2 separate regions of the Mus musculus genome follow, and region 2 is linked to region 1. The links are chromatin loops, found by intact Hi-C in ENCODE. Cell type or tissue: heart. All regions are shown on one strand.

Region 1 (8,000 bases):
GAGAGATCAGTAATCAGCACAACACATTAGAGGCTTGGAGTGGGCAAGGGTTCTGAGGGGTTGAGAAGGGGCTTGAGCCCTGGTGGCAGATGGCCCAACAAGCTCTGTATTGTCTCATCTTTTCTCTCCTGGGTTGGGAAATTGAAAGAACCTACTGAAACCAGCCCCGTCAGCTGTCTGGGATGCCACAGTTGTACCGCAGGTAGAGGAAGTGTTCTGGTCTGGACTAGGATCTAGACTGGTTGGGTACTCAACTGTAGACAGACTAACTTCATTTCTTTTCTTTTCTTTTTTTTTTTTTCGAGACAGGGTTTCTCTGTATGGCCCTAGCTGTCCTGGACCTCACTTTGTAGACCAGGCTGGCCTCGAACTCAGAAATCCACCCGCCTCTGCCTCCCGAGTGCTGGGATTAAAGGCGTGTGCCACCACGCCCGGCCTAGCTTCATTTCTTACAAAGACTTGGAGCGAGGGGGAGAAGTTGGGAATCTGAATCCTAGGTTGTTTGAGGGGGCATTTAGGGGCCTTCTTCCTTGAGTGATGCTGATAAGGGGCTCGTCAAAAGTTAAAGATCTCTCTTGAATGTTAAGATTAAGGGTCAATACACACAGATGCTCTTATTTTTTCTAATACTCGTTTTTATTATTTATTCATCTGGGTGGAGCTTATTTCTTTCTTTCTATACAGGTTCTCATATGGTGCAGGCTGGCCTTGAACTTACTATGTCACCGCAGAGCTGTTCTAGCATTTGGTCCTCCTGTGCCTACCTACTAAACACCACACTTTCAAGCAGGTACATCTGGTTTATGCACCGAATTGCAAATTAAACTCAGGGCTGCGTGTACAGAAGGCAAGCACTATAACAACTGGGCTACATCTCCAGGCTCCTTCCTGACCACGTAGCCCAGGTTTTCCTTGAATTCAAAGCAATTCGGTAAGTGCTGGGATTACAGGAATGAGCATTTGGCTGCAGGTTGAACCTATGACCCTGCACATGCCCAGGCCTTTTAAAGCTGTTTTATACTTTTAGACAAGTTGGCTGTCATTGCCTGGGTTGTCTTTGAACTCCTTCTGCAACCTAGGTAGGCCTTGAATTTATAACTATCTGTCCTCAACCTCCTAAATAGCTGGAATTACAGTCTCTGACCTCCAAGTCCTTTGGTTGGTTCTCTTTTAAAACATAAACCTGTCTTCAACCCACACCAAACACAAGTCTACGCTGAGCTACACTCTAAGCCCCCAATGAAGTAGGTCTGAAATAATCAAACACCTTTGATTTGAAGTTCCACAGAGACTAGAGAGGGCCCCTTTGAAGCCAGGAATCAACTTCAGGCACAGAGGATACTTGGACAACAGTTCAGAGATTCACAGAGAGAGCTTTTGATCCCCACAGCAGCCCCAAGATGGGGCTAAGAGCAGTGGTACCACCATCTCCATTTACAGCAAAGGAACCTGAGGTAGGCAGAGGGCGACAGGCGAGCTCTCCAGACACTGCTCTTGCAACCTGCACATCCAGCTATGTCTGGAAATGGATGTTCTCTCTCTCTCTCTCTCTCTCTCTCTCTCTCTCTCTCTCTCTCTCTCTCTCTCTCTCATGCCCACCTGCTAGGCCCCAGAGACTGTATTCACAGCATGCTGCCTCTGTGTCAGGGCTCTCGCAAAGTGCTGGCGGGCAGAGTTGATCGAGATGGATCTCTGTGCCATGGCTCTCAGAGCACCTAGTGGCTCACACTGAGGCCAGACAACAGAGAACATGCCCACAGCATGACTCACAGTCCTTCTGTCTGCAGAGGCCAGTCAAATTATATGTTAATATAATAACCCACACAGTTGTCATATTCATAGAGGGAAGGGAATGGTTTTGCTGTGAGCAATAAACAATAATTGTAGCCAGGTCCAGGTGACAGTTGACTTCCCACGGCAAGGTAAGTGGAGAGAAACTACTGGACCCTAAATGTCACCCCTGAGACTATATCCATGGAGATGCTCATATTATTCAATCTCTGGAAGAACTTTATTTATTTATCCATCCATCCATCCACCCTTCCATCTATCCATCCTTCTCTTCTCTTCTCTTCTCTTCTCTTCTCTTCTCTTTTCTTTTCTTTTCTTTTCTTTTCTTTTCTTTTCTTTTCTTTTCTTTTCTTTTCTTTTCTTTTCAGGACAGGGTTTCTCTGTGTATTCCTGGCTATCCTGAAACTCGCTCTGTAGACCAGGATGGCCTTGAACTCAGAGATCCACCTGCCTCTGCCTTCTTGTACTGAAATTAAAGGCATGTGCTACCTCTACCCAGACTCTTTTATTTTTAATATTTAAAAAAATATGTGCAAAAAAATGTTCAGCCGGGCGGTGGTGGTGCACGCCTTTAATCCCAGCACTTGGAAGGCAGAGGCAGGTGGATTTCTGAGTTCAAGGCCAGCCTGGTCTACAAAGTGAGTTTCAGGACAGCCAGGGATATACAGAGAAATCCTGTCTCGAAAAACCAATAAATAAATAAACAAATAAACAAACAAATAAATATGTGTATGGGTATTTTGCATGCATGTGTATTTGTGTACCATATACATGCAGTGCCTGAAGAGGCCAGAAGAGGGCATCAGATCCACTGAGAATGGAGTTACAGATGGTTGTGAGCTGCTGTGTAGATGCTGGGAATGGAACCCAGGCCCTCTGGAAGAGCAGCCAGTGCTCCTAACGGCCGAGCCATTCTCCAATCTTAGAAGAACATCTCTTAAAATGCAAATATGCCCTTTTCCATGCTGCCCAGTGACTTTTTTCATTCTGACTTTTTAACAGCCAGTTCAAATGTCAGAGTCTCTGCTAGAGGCAGGTAGTAATTTTCCTAATAGTTTGCCTCGACTTCTGAAGAAATTCATTGTCAAGTATGGTGGGTCCCTGCATGACTTGCTCTGCTTGGCAGCCCAGGGTGAATGTTCAGTACTGGCCTAACACCACACATGGAATAAATGGACAATCGCCTAGATAAAATTATCACCATTGGCCTTCTGTTCCTATGGAGGGTAGACCACAAAAGCCTCTTCCCAGCCGGCCCTGAGGAGCCTCTCTCTCTGAGTTCTCTACTTCATGTCTGTTCTTTGCACATTGCACACCAGTGTTTGCATGTGGAGGCGTTCCTTGTTTGAAGGTCACTGTCAGCTTGGTTACGAGAACCTTGGGTGTTCCTTGAATGGAAGGGATGAGGGTTGGGGTTTTTAGAACACGGAAGTCCCAAGGCTAAAACCATGACGGGATGTCAGACAGGAAGAACAGGTTGGAGAAGGAAGTTATCTGTCGGTACCCATTCTTCCTTCCTGGCCAAAGTGGTCAGAGGCCCCCCTCTAGAGTCTTGGGACTGAATAACACAGAAGGGGAGGATCCAAGAAGGGCTGTCTTCTGCCTGGAGGTAAGCTACGTTTGTGAGCAGGAAGGGAAGTCATTATGCTCTGGGGATGAGTACCTAAGTGTAAGGAAGGCCTAGACCGGAGCTTTTCTTCTGAATCATCTACTTCCAACAGGGACGACCTGCGCCCGAGTCATTTTCTCTTCCACGCTTCCGTGTCTTCATCTGTAAAATGGGCTTCATCAAGTCCAGACTTGGAGGTGGATGAGGTCATCGGCTGGGCCTGACGCTTGGGAACCTGCAGGGGGCAGTACGGGAACCTGGGCCCTGGGAAGACCGGGTGGGGCCGGAGTCTCCGCCCCGCGCCAGCACCCCATTCCCCCTTCTGCGGGTCTTTGCTCAGTGCCCTCCAGTGTCCAGACCGGGCGGGGTGCCAGAGTGGGCCGGGCTGCGCGCTGGCTGGCGGGCGGAGGCGGCCTAGACGCGCCGTGCCGAGCGAGCCGGGGAAGCTCGGAGCCAGCGGGAGACGCAGGCCTCCTTCCCTCCGGGCCACGGCGACGGGCACCAGGGCCTAGGCAACCTGGGTAAAGGCCTAACTGGGTCGATCGCTCCTCCGGCCCCCGGCTGGACGGCTGCGCTGGGCCCCGGAAGCAAGAGCCGGGCAGCTGGGTCGCGGGAGCGGGCAAGTGGCACTGGGGATTCTGCCGGAGCTTGGGCGCTGAATACAGGCCTACTGGCAGCTTCACTTTGCCCCCCCGCCCCCAAGCCAAGTGGAAGTGGGAAAGCTATTTGGGACCCAGTTTGGTGGAAAAGCTCCGCAACTTCTGTTGCATTCCTTCTTTTGATTAGTGCCATGACAACTGCTCGATTAGAGAATTATCCTAGACCCTGCACGTCTTATCTTGACTCAGTGGACCTGGGGCTGATTGATGTCAATCCTGGGATTTGTCAGGTTTTCAGGACCTTTCTCTAATCCCCAGGTCTCCTGTTTCCAGCCCACTCAAGACCTCAGCCAGCTCCTGCTCTGGCTAGTTGTGCTCAGTGCAGCCTCTTCCTAAGTTTGCTTCCCTTCTGCCCTAGCGGCAGTGAGGGAGGCCACGCCAGCCTAGCCACATATGCATGTCAAGGAGCTGTGGGATGGGGTGGGCCAGAATAGACTCCTTGGGAAAGAGTACCTTGAGCAGTATCTTCAAAGAGTGTCTGGGATTCTGATAAAGTAAATGCTAACCAAAGTATAGGGACTGAGTTAGGAAGGTGAGAGCAAGAATCCAATAGTAGTCTTGGAGGATGAGGTGTGGGCTGGGGGCAAACCTGGAAAAATAGCTTGTGTGGGCCTGGGTTTCATAGCTGTCAAGTAGCTTAGGAGTTTAGGGAGCTGATTTCTGCAGGGGATGAGGGAGTGGAATAGGCCAACAGTGGAGGCACAGAGGACTTGAGGAAGTAGGGTTTTGTAAGGTCTGGAAGGATCTCTCTGAAATGATGAAATGAAGAGGCTGGCAAAAACCAGTAGGGAGAGATCTGTAAGACTGCCACCGCTGCCTGTGGGGGAAGGCTTCGAATAAAGAGCAAGGGAATAGTGTGTGAATCCAGGGCTTGGGGGAGCTCTGCCACAAAGTAAACAGAGGAGGGGGGCTGACGAGGCCAGGTTGGCATGGCTGAAGTGTGAGGCAGAGGCGGCACATCCTTGTGTCAAGCAGGAAGTTCATTCACACATCCATTTATTATTTATGCCAGCCTTACAGGCAGCTTACATAAAAGTCAGAGAGATGATAAAGTGATACAGCCATTAAAACTCAGCCGTGGCACAAAAGCAGACGGAAATGAATAAGGATGAGTGGGGGAAAAAAGCCAGGCTCAGAAAAGGCCTGCGAGTGAGCACAGGGCTCCTATCTGAGCTTGCTAGCAGTCAAGCAAAAATAAAACCTAAAAGCAGATGATTGGGCTGGATCTCGGGGCAGAGGCAGCTGTGAAACTCCAGTGCCAGGCAGGAGCTGGTAGGAGATGAAACAGAATCACTCAGGTTAGGATTATCTTTGCTGAGGAGAGCTAGAAGCCAGGGCAGGGTTTCAAAGGCTTCTTTTATACATATGAGGAAGGGCTGAGCCTCTCTTGGGAGATGGCCCCTTCTTAGATACTAGGGGTAAGGGTTCGAGAGAAAGCAAGAGAGGGAGGGAGAGGTGTGTGTGTGTGTGTGTGTGTGTGTGTGAGAGAGAGAGAGGTATGTATGTGTTTGTATGTGTGTATATTTGTGTGTGTGCGTGTGCCATGTGTATGTGTGTGTGTGTCTGTCAGTGCATGTGCCTGTCTCTGTGTATTTGTGTGCATGTGCCATGTGTATGTGTGTGTCTGTCAGTGCATGTGCCTGTCTCTGTGTATATGTGTGCATGTGCCATGTGTATGTGTGTGTGTGTATGCACATGTAAGGGAGGTTTGATGGCCGTACATTCACAGTACTGGGTTGTTTTTTTTAAATTTACTTTATTGGTGTTTTGTTTGTTCTTACGTTTTTCTTTTATGTGTTTATTTATTTGTTTATGGTGGGTGCAGGTTTGGCTGTGTGCAAAGGTCAAAGGACAACTTTGGGGAACAGTTCTACCCTGTAGGTTCCTGGGATTGAATGTGGGTCCTCAGGCTTGGTAGCAGGAGTATTTACCCCTTGAACCATTTGCCAATCCCACTCACACTTTTCTTTTTGCAGGGCAACAGGAAAGAAAGTGGCTCTAAGTGTTCCAGGCTCCAGTTTTCCTAGGATGAGGTGGGGCTGCCATTTGCCCAGGACCTCTTGGGGCTCTGGCCTGGGAAGAACACCCCAGCTACCAGGTAAGCAGGAAATGAAGGTTTCTGCTTTGACACCCCCCCGCCCCTTCTGCTTCTGGGTCCGGATGCTTCCAAAACAGCAGGGATCCAGACACCATTTCCAGCTGTGTGGTAATATAGCTGGGGTCCTCTGGCATGTCACCTCTTCCACCCCCCCCCCATCTTAGACAAGGGGAGCAGAGCTGGCCCTCTTTTAGCTGTTTCAATCTCATTTTTTTTTTTTTTATCCAAGACATTAGCTGCATGTTGGCTCTGCACCAGACCGTGGGTTAGGTTCTTGGTATATAATTGTGACAGAACCAGATGTGAGTCCTACTCTCATGGAGGGGGGAAATGGATGATAATCAAATAATCATATGGCTAAAGAGAAGATTATGTAATAATTGCTATTTAGGAATAGCACATGCTACCATAAGAGCAAATAAGAGGGGGGAGTTGATGTCAATGTCGGGGTGTGCACCGGAGGGGTGTGTGTGGATGGGCCTGCAGATGCTGCCTCTCTTCTCTCTGCAGATGAGCATATCTCCTTCTTGATCCAGTGGAGCTGGCCCTTTAAAGGGGTGCATCCCCTGAGGCCCCCTAGGTGAGACCTGGGAGTGTCAAGCCTCAGGACACAGCTAGACATAGCTCAGGAGATGGGAGTGGTCAGGGTCTCCTGGGAGAGAGGGTTGGGTTTCTTGGGGTGGGAAGGGTACAGGGCAACTCCCAAGGATCTAGAGGAAGTTAGCTTAGAGCGTGTAGGTACATAATAATGGGGAATGGGATCGATCTGGCAGAGGTCAGTCTGAGTCTCAAGCAGGCAGCAGCAATTAGGGTTGGAGGGGCCAGGTCTCAGTCCTTGGGAAGAGCAAGAGTCCAGGCTTCATCTTAGAAAGTGCAGACTGGACTGGACTGAGCCCATGCCAGGGTTCACCCCAGTTCTAAACCTCAGACCATCCCTTGTCTTTGCTCTCAGGGCCTTTATCCGTTACCATGGAAACTCGGCAGACAGTGCTCCCCCACCAGGGAGGCATGGGCAGCTGTTCAGGAGCATCTCTGCCACAGGTAAAGGAGTGGTGTGGAAGGAAGAAGTGCCTAGGAGGATGAGGACGGGCACAGAGGATCTACCACCATCATCTACTCCCAATCCCCCTCCCTCCTGTCATCTGAGCATCCATCACACTGTGCACAAGGACCATATACAAAGCACTGTCAGAGACATTCTCTCCCTACCTTGAGACAACTTTGGGTCCAGTAGCCAGGTGTCAGGAAGCCAGTCAGCCCAGGCTCAGCATAATTTGTTCAAAGACTCCATATTTTCTGTCATAGGGCTCTAAACCTTCTGAGTAACCTACTGGCTAATGGAGTTAGTTCTATGTGTTTACACCACAACGGGTCCTTGCATCTCAGAGTTCTCTGTGTTGACTCCCTACCCTGACCTATAGCCACCCCGGCTAGCCCGAAGAGCCGGCACCTCTAGTCCTTTACCTTGAACAATGTCCTTTGCTTTCTCATCCAGAAGCTATCCAAAGGCATCGCCGGAACCTCACCGAGTGGTTTAGCCGACTGCCCAGAGAGGAGCGCCAGTTTGGACCAACCTTTGCTCTAGACACAGTTCATGTTGACCCCGTGATCCGAGAGAGCACCCCAGATGAGCTGCTTCGCCCGTCCACGGAGCTGGCCACGGGGCATCAGCAAACCCAGGCAGGGCTCCCCCCACTGGCCCTGTCTCAGCTTTTTGACCCGGATTCTTGTGGGCGCCGCGTGCAGACCGTGGTGTTGTATGGGACCGTGGGTACTGGCAAGAGCACGTTGGTACGGAAGATGGTCTTAGACTGGTGTTACGGGAGACTGCCTGCCTTTGAGC
Region 2 (8,000 bases), 140 kb after region 1:
CGGGCAGGATTCTGCCCAAGCACCGGGTCCCAGCAGCGGGCTCCCTGCGCAGAGCAAGTCAAGTCACTGGTGAAGTCCTGGATCTGAGGCTTCTAGGTTCATACCCTCGTCCCATTTCCCGGTCCCCAGCTTAAATCTGGGGTAAGGAGGATGTAGGGGGCCCAGGCCGGATGCTGGAAGTTTATACCTACTCCCACCCCCAGGAAGTTTCACATCCTCTCTCCCAAATACCACCACCCAGGGGGAGGAATGTCCCCAGAGGGCTGCTTAAGTTTGACTTTGCATTGTCCTGGAGGCTGATAAGCTGGGGAGCTTGTGGGAAATCCGAAGTCACATTCTGCTGGCCCCTGTGTTCTCGGAGGACGTAACACCCTCAGTCCTTAAGGCTGTCAACCCAGAAAGGGACCTGACAGGGTTGGGATCTTACGGTAGTTGACTTGAGAATAAAGGAGATAGACAAGGCCCACCTGCTGGCTTCCCAGACTGCATACCTAGACGGTGAGAATTCTGGTTTCAAGTGAAAAACAAAACCAAACAAATATTATAAGGATGTTTTCATTTTAATCCCAGATATGGGATATGGGACTGCTTCAGATTGTCCATAGCTGCTAACTATGATTTGTCTCCTGCTGTAGCAGGGGTGTGGTTTTGCCAACAGCAGATAGTTTCTGGGGACTTTTCAGAGGGTATATAAATCCCAGAGCCCAGAGAGACAGGGTGGGCTATGGTTTAAGTTGTCTGGTGCAAAGAAGGAAGACGGTATTAGATATCCTGACTCCATAGCTCAAACTCTCCCTAAGGAACTCTGCCCCTGATCAGCAGGAAGTAGTCTATAAAGTCGCCCCTTCTTCTTCCCCTTTCTCCTATCTAGTGTTAGGGGGTTGAAAGTGTGGGAAGGGGGATGGAGAAGGGTGGAAGGAAGAAGAACCCACAAGAAGCTAACACCCCGCTACTTTGGGCCACCAGGGGAGCTTCAGTGGATCATGGGATTTGGATCCAAACTAGCCGGGGAGGTGCAGACCTGCTTCTCTTGCAAGCATCTGTCCCGCTGGAAGCCGTGAGGGCTCAAACACTGAAGGAACTGGTGGTCTTGAGACCAGCTTACTACCTAACAGAACCAGGACAGAGTTCTGAGGGACAGAAGGAGCTGTGCTCTCTTTACAGGGAACTTTACAGCCTAGAACTTTTACTTAGGGGTCACTTTGGTGAGCCAAGTTTATCTTGATCTTTAAAAGAGAAAATGAGAAAGGGTGGGTGTACTTGAACAGGCCTTTCGTCCCAGCATTTAGAAGTGAAGATAGGAGGATCATGGTTTTGAGGCCAGCCTGGATTTATATAGTGAAATGTTATCCTTAAAAGAAAAATTAGCATTTAGCTGGGTGATAGAAGCCAGCTTCCTATTTTAATTCCACTCCTGGGGAGGCAGAGGCAGGTGGGTCTCTGAGGTCAAGGCCAGCTTGGTTTACAGAGCAAGTTCCAGGACAACCAGAGTTGTGTTACACAAAAACACCTTGTGTCAAGACTCAAAAAAACAACAACAAACTTTCAGAGGAAACTCTGGGCAGCATAGCCCATGCTTTCCTGGTACTTGGGAGGCTGAGGTAGGGGGCTGAGGCTAGCCTGGGCAAGATTTCAAGACCCTTTCTTTTTTGTTTCTGTTTTTGAGACAAGGTTTCTCTGTGCAGCCCTGGCTGTCCTGGAACTCACTCTGTAAACCAGGCTGGACTTGAACTCAGAAATCTGCTGCCTGCCTCTTTAATTCAAGACCCCCCCTTTTTTTTTTAAAGATATTTATTTATTATATGTGTACACTGTAGTTGTCTTCAGACACTCCAGAAGAGGGCATCAGATTTTTGTTATGGATGGTTGTGAGCCACCATGTGGTTGCTGGGATTTGAACTCCGGACCTTTGGAAGAGCAGTCGGGTGCTCTTACCCACTGAGCCATCTCACCAGCCCATAAATAAATCTTTTTTAAAAAATTAAATTTTGTCTTGATTGGCCTTAAACTTCCTATGTACCAAGGATGGCTTTGCACTTCTGGTCTTCTAGCCCTGGTGCCCTGAGTTCTGGTATCATAGGCATGTCCCACCTTGCCTGTTTCATGCAATGCTGTGGATCAAACCGAGACTTCGTGTGTGCTGGGTGAGCGAGCATCTGCCAATGAACTACAATCCCAGCAAGCAATGAGGGTCTGAAGAAAGGTCAGTCATGAGAAGAGCCAAATTAAAGGCTGAACTCTGTGGACTCAAAAGAAGGTAGAACAGGGACTCAGAACAGGGAGTGCCAGAGCCTGGTCCCGGGACCTCTGCCAGCCAGGAGAGTCTTTCTGGAACCGGGGAGGTATCAAAGAAAAGCCAGCTGTCCAGAAAGGAACAAGGTCAGTGGGGTGTGGTGGTGTGCACCTGCAGTCCCACTGCTTGAGAATGGGACTTGAGAAGTACTTGGGAATGCTGGAGAAGGCCAGAGATGCTGCCTTGCTGCAAGTTGGAAGTCAGCCTACTCTACATAACAAGATCCTCTCTTAAAAAAAAAAAAAAAAAAAAAAAAAAAAGCAAGGGCTGGCCATTCCAGGCAGGGGAAATGGCTGCAACAAAGAGAGAGGGAGGGACGGAAGCCAGGGTGATTGCACAGACTTGTAATCCCCCAGCACTTAGGAGGCAGAGGCAGGAAAAAAAATCAGGATTTCAAGTGTCCCCTGAGGTACATGAGAACCTATCTCAAAACCAGAAGGGCCTGGCCTGGCAGTGCTCGCCAGTATTTAACCCCAGAATTTGGGAGGCAGAAGCAGGTGGATCTCTGAGTTCAGAGCCAATCAAAGCTCCATAGTGAGACTCTTGACCTAAAGACCAAACCCAAAAAAAAAAAAAAAAAAAAAATTTCAAAAGAGAAACAAAGAGGAAGAGGGCAGAGAGCAGGGCATGTTCATTGCCAATTGCAGTTCTATGTGGAAATAGTTTTTTGTTGTTTGTTTTTCGAGACAGGGCTTCTCTGTGTAGCCATGGCTGTCCTGGAACTCACTCTACAGACAAGGCTGGCCTCGAACTCACAAGAGATCTGCCTGCTTCTGCTTCCTAAGTGCTGTGATTAAAGGGGTGCCCCACCACTGCCTGGGTTCTGTGTGGGAAGTTTGTTGTAGAGGGTTCACCGGAGAGGACCTCTCAGACATGGGTTAAGCCAATAGATAGTCCCTATTAGCTGGCTAGTAATATGTCTGTTGTTTGGATACCAGCATAGCCCTGAGCCTTTCTCAGCTTTTAAGCACAAAACCCATGTCCTGGGTTGACATACTTCAGTTAACAAAACAGCCAAAAGCAGTACTACAGAAACCAAAAAGCAAGGTTAGTACATTTAGAGGCTTTCCCTGAATTATAGGCGTTGATGGACTAGGTCTGTTTTCATTTTGGCAGGTGGCGCTGTCTCTGTGTTGAGTTTTATGTCCTGAATGGCATTTCCCTCACGGAGTCAGTTGTGCTAAGGTCTGGGACCCTGTTACAAAGTTTCCAGGCAGCTGTCTGGCTAGAAGGCAGTTGAGGAGGAGGGGACCTGTGTTGTCATTCTATTTGCACTGCAAGCCTTCATTTATTCCTAATATACATGTTTACTGCAGCAGAAAATGTGGGTTACACTAGGAATGCTTATGTGAACAGGGAGTGTTACGTGGCTAGCTAGTGTTTCCGATGAGGCAGAATTAGGTTATGGGGAAACACCTTGGATTTCAAGAAAAGTTAGGCAAACCGAGGAACGACTGAAGGCTTTTGAGCAACAGCAGAATAATGCGATGAAAGGGGACTTGGCATTACACTGGTGTCTTGAGGTCTTCGTGGCCCAAGAGCGCCCCCTAGTGCTGCTCATTTGGATTGTTCTTTCATCTTATGGAGTAGGTGGGAGAATTCAGGCCTGGAGTTTAGGATTTCAGAGTTACAGAAACCCAGGCTTTCTGGGTCCGATTCTACTTTTTAATCCTGAGTGGCGACTCAACACTGTAGCAAAATGAGATGACAGAGGAGATTCGAGGTACAAAGTGGGCATGGCATGGGGGAGGCCCCCTTCTCTCTCTAATCTACCCTGTGCCTTTGGAACGGAGTCCATTAGAGGGCAGCTAAGCTGGTGGAGAGTGGGGGAGATGGGTGTGTGTGTGTGTATGTGAAGACAACGTCCCTGCATTTGAGAAGCGTGGATTCATAATGAGACAGGCAAGTACATTTATAATAAAACATGCCAAACACTGGGAGCAGACACATGCGTGAAGCAGCTGCTGCTAACAGCCGCGTGGGCCCAGGGCAGCCTCCTGGAAGTGTGCCACCTAGCCTCATTCTGAGGGGCAGTGGGGTGTGCTGCTTTGAGGGTGGCCAAGCACGCTCTGGGCAAGGGACTGTTGGCCAATGGTCATCATCCTGTGAGGGAGGAGGGATGTTAGTGAGGGATAAGGCTGGGTTACAGGCGATTTGTTAATGGTGATAAATTATTAACATCAGCAGGGCATAAACAGCATGGTTTTAAGGAAGGGAACAATACCCCCAAGTTGCTTTAAATCCATTAAATAAGTCCAGGCCCCAGCGGGCCAGAACCAAAGAAGGCTTTGCTTTCTAAGATTCGATTTCCCTTCAGACTCCCTTCCCTCCCTTAGATGGTGGAAATTGGAAATGTCTGGAAGGCAGTGTCCAACATCATATAGGGTGTAGCCTTGTTTTAGCCATTTGTCCCTGGCATGTGACTGAGGGTGTTTGTTTGTTTGTTTTGCAGCCTCTTCTGCCTCCCCCACGTCCACACAGAGAGAAATCCAACCCTTGGCTGAGGCCTGAAAGAAGACCTGCATTCACGCCGCGGAGGGGAGTGCTGCTCAGCTGTCAAAAGAACAAGCCCAGCAGAGGCAGGGTCAGAAGGTCCTTTCCTCTCCCTCCACCCTTTTGTTTCCGTTTCCTCTCCTCTTCTCCCCCTCCTTCCTCCATGCCTTCTGTTTGTTTGTTTATTTGTTTATCTTTTGCTCTGTGTGTTTTGAGACAGGCTCTCCCTTTGTAGCCTATGCACACCTGGAACTCCCTGTGTAGTCCATGGAAACGCTTCTGATTCGGCCTCCTAAATTCTTGGGAAGATGGACTGCTGGGGTGGGGCACTTGCTGCTAAGCCTGAAGACCTGAAATCACTCTCCGGAACTCACGTGGTAGGAGAGAGAGAACCAACTCCTGAAAGTTGTCCTCTGACCGCCACATGTAATGGGGACACAGGCAACTTGTCTAGTAGGCCTATGTATACAGCTGAGTGTTTGGACCAATCATGGCCATTTGTTTGGGCCAAACCCCCGTCTTGCCAATTTTTTTTTTTTTTTTTTTGAGACAGGGTTTCTCTGTGTAGCCCTGGCTGTCCTGGAACTCATTTTGTAGACCAGGCTGGTCTCGAACTCAGAAATCCGCCTGCCTCTGCATTCTGAGTGCTGGGATTAAAGGCGTGTGCCACTACACCCGGCTCCATCTTGCCTCTTGGCATCATGAAATTCCTCTAGTAAGCCACCAGGGGGAGTGTTCCACCCCTGTCGCAGGTGGAAATGGTTGTAGGGTCATCTAGAGATCATCAAGGCTTGGTATAGTGAAAATTCTGATACCTCCGGGAGCTTAGGCAATTGGCTGCAGTCTTTGTGTAGTTACCTCTGTCAGTGTTCTAGATTGCTGATTCTGACACAGGATGATCTGATGGCTGTGAGATTTTTGCTCCAGGGAGTCAGGGAGAGCTGATGTAGTCATGCAAACTGTCCCAAGCCTAATGTCTTTGCTAAGTAACAGGAAAATGGTCACTGGTAGGAGTGTTCACATATACACACATAGAACTTATTAACAATAAGAGTGATTTTAAAAAATGATTTACGTATTTATGTTATATATCTATGAGCACACCATTGCTGTCTTCAGACACACCAGAAGCGGGCATCACATCCCATTACCAATGGTTGTGAGCCACCATGTGGTTGCTGGGAATTGAACTCATGACCCCAGTTAAGTGCTCTTAACTGCTGAGCTCTCTCTCCAGCCCACTAAGGATGATTTTTAAAACAGATTGAAGAGAGTTCACCACCTGCTCAATGCCCCAGAGAGTGCTGAGTGCTCCTTATACGTGCCAGTAGGAAATCATCAAGACCTATAGAATAGCCGGGCGTGGTGGCGCACGCCTTTAATCCCAGCACTCGGAGGCAGAGGCAGGCAGATTTCTGAGTTCGAGGCCAGCCTGGTCTACAGAGTTCCAGGACAGCCAGAGCTATACAGAGAAACTCTGTCTTGAAAAACAAAAAAAATAATAAATAAATAAAATGTTTTTTAGGGGCTGGAGAGATGGCTCAGCAGTTAAGAGCACTGACTGTTCTTCAAAAGGTCCCAAGTTCAAATCCTAGCAACCACATGGTGGCTCACAACCATCCGTAATGAGATATGATGCTCTTTTCTGGGGTGTCTGAAGACAGCTACAGTGTACTTACCTATAATAAATAAATCCTAAAATATATTTTTTAAAATTTGTTTATTATTGTTTTGAGACAGGGTTTCACTGTGCAGCTCTGACTCTCCCAAAACACACTTTCCTATGTTTTGTCTGAATATATACATGTGTACCATGTATGTGCTGCTGTCTGAAGTGGTCAGAAGAGGACATTGGATCTCCTGGAACCACCTATGGAGTCATAAACTGTTGGGAGCACCCATGTAGGTGCCCTTTATTTTTTGAGACAAGGTCTCAAACTTATGTAGTCAAGGGTAACCATAAACACTGGAATCTTCCGTCTCCTGAGTGCTATGATTATAAGCAAACGCTACCAAGCCAACTTTAAGATTTATTTGGGGGTGGTATTGGGGGTGTTGTTTTAAGGCAGGGTTTCTCTATGTATCCATGGCTGTCCTGGAACTCCCTCTGTAGGCCAGGCTGGCCTTGAACAAGTTTTTTGTTTGTTTGTTTGTTTTAGGCAAGATAGCTTAGTGGGTAGAGAGGCTCCAACAGACTATCAAAGTGTACTTATGTGGGAGGCTAATACAATTACAAGGCTAATACTAAGATTGCCTCAAGTTTGAAGCCAGCCTTGGTTACATAGTGAAACCCTGTCACAAGACAAAATAAAAGTAAATGTAAGTACTCAAAAATCCATGGTGCTGCTGGGTGTGGTGGCACACTCCTTTAATCCCAGCACTTGGGAGGCAGAGGCAGGCGGATTTCTGAGTTCGAGGCCAGCCTGGTCTACAAAGTGAGTTCTAGGACAGCCAGGGCTATAACAGAGAAACCCTGTCTCAAAACAACAACAACAAAAAAAAATCTATGGTGCTTTCAGTAATACCCAGGGAACACTCTGCTCTCACTTTGTAACATCAATCCACACTTCTCTTCAAATGTGTATTTATTGCTAGAGTGAGGGATCCAGTAATCCCAACACTCAGGAGGCCAAGTCAGGAAGACCAGCAGTGCAAGGCCAGCCAGGCCTATATAGTGAGACCTGATCTCAAAAAGAAAATACAATTAAAAACTTGAACATTGTACTGGCTAGTTTTGTGTCAACTTGACACAGCTGGAGTTATCACAGAGAAAGGAGCTTCAGTTGAGGAAATGCCTCCATGAGATCCAACTGTAAGGCATTTTCTCAATTAGTGATCAAGGGGGAAAGGCCCCTTGTGGGTGGGACCATCTCTGGGCTGGTAGTCTTGGTTCTATAAGAGAGCAGGCTGAGCAAGCCAGGGGAAGCAAGCCAGTAAAGAACATCCCTCCATGGCCTCTGCATCAGCTCCTGCTTCCTGACCTGCTTGAGTTCCAGTCCTGACTTCCTTTGGTGATGAACATCGGTATGGAAGTGTAAGCCAAATAAAAATAAACCCTTTCCTCCCCAACTTGCTTCTTGGTCATGATGTTTGTTATTTATTATATGTAAGTACACTGTAGCTGTCTTCAGACACACCAGAAGAGGGTGTCAGATCTTGTTACGGATGGTTGTGAGCCACCATGTGGTTGCTGGGTGAACTCTGGACCTTCGGA

Evidence for each region. Hi-C counts contacts between places; a loop is a spot of excess contacts. Peaks named below come from ENCODE experiments on the same cell type or tissue, not always from the same donor. Only the 100,000 strongest peaks of a DNase experiment are listed, where the experiment ranks them.
Region 2: a loop joins it to region 1, with 9 times the contacts of the local background. A loop is called at or near these places in 8 of 42 quality-filtered maps.

What each region holds. Positions count from the first base shown.
Region 1 is chr9:44,263,901-44,271,900 of GRCm38, reverse strand. It overlaps Nlrx1 (NLR family member X1), which reads left to right and starts at 3,714. Exons shown (of 10, transcript NM_001163743.1): 1 at 3,714-3,921; 2 at 6,044-6,157; 3 at 6,668-6,737; 4 at 7,110-7,198; 5 at 7,653-8,000. The coding sequence starts at 6,088. In heart, CTCF peaks have their summits at 2,579 (motif pointing right), 3,639 (motif pointing right) and 4,425; DNase peaks (open chromatin) are centred at 3,180, 3,750 and 4,380; H3K4me3 peaks cover 1,328 bases; H3K27ac peaks cover 2,036 bases.
Region 2 is chr9:44,122,039-44,130,038 of GRCm38, reverse strand. It overlaps Gm10687 (predicted gene 10687), which reads left to right. Exons shown (of 2, transcript NR_152189.1): 2 at 4,746-6,271. Among named protein-coding and RNA genes, the nearest start is that of Gm10687, 8.4 kb to the left of the region's middle. In heart, CTCF peaks have their summits at 3,844 (motif pointing left) and 5,518 (motif pointing right); DNase peaks (open chromatin) are centred at 2,408, 2,528, 3,848 and 4,308; H3K4me3 peaks cover 758 bases; H3K27ac peaks cover 1,787 bases.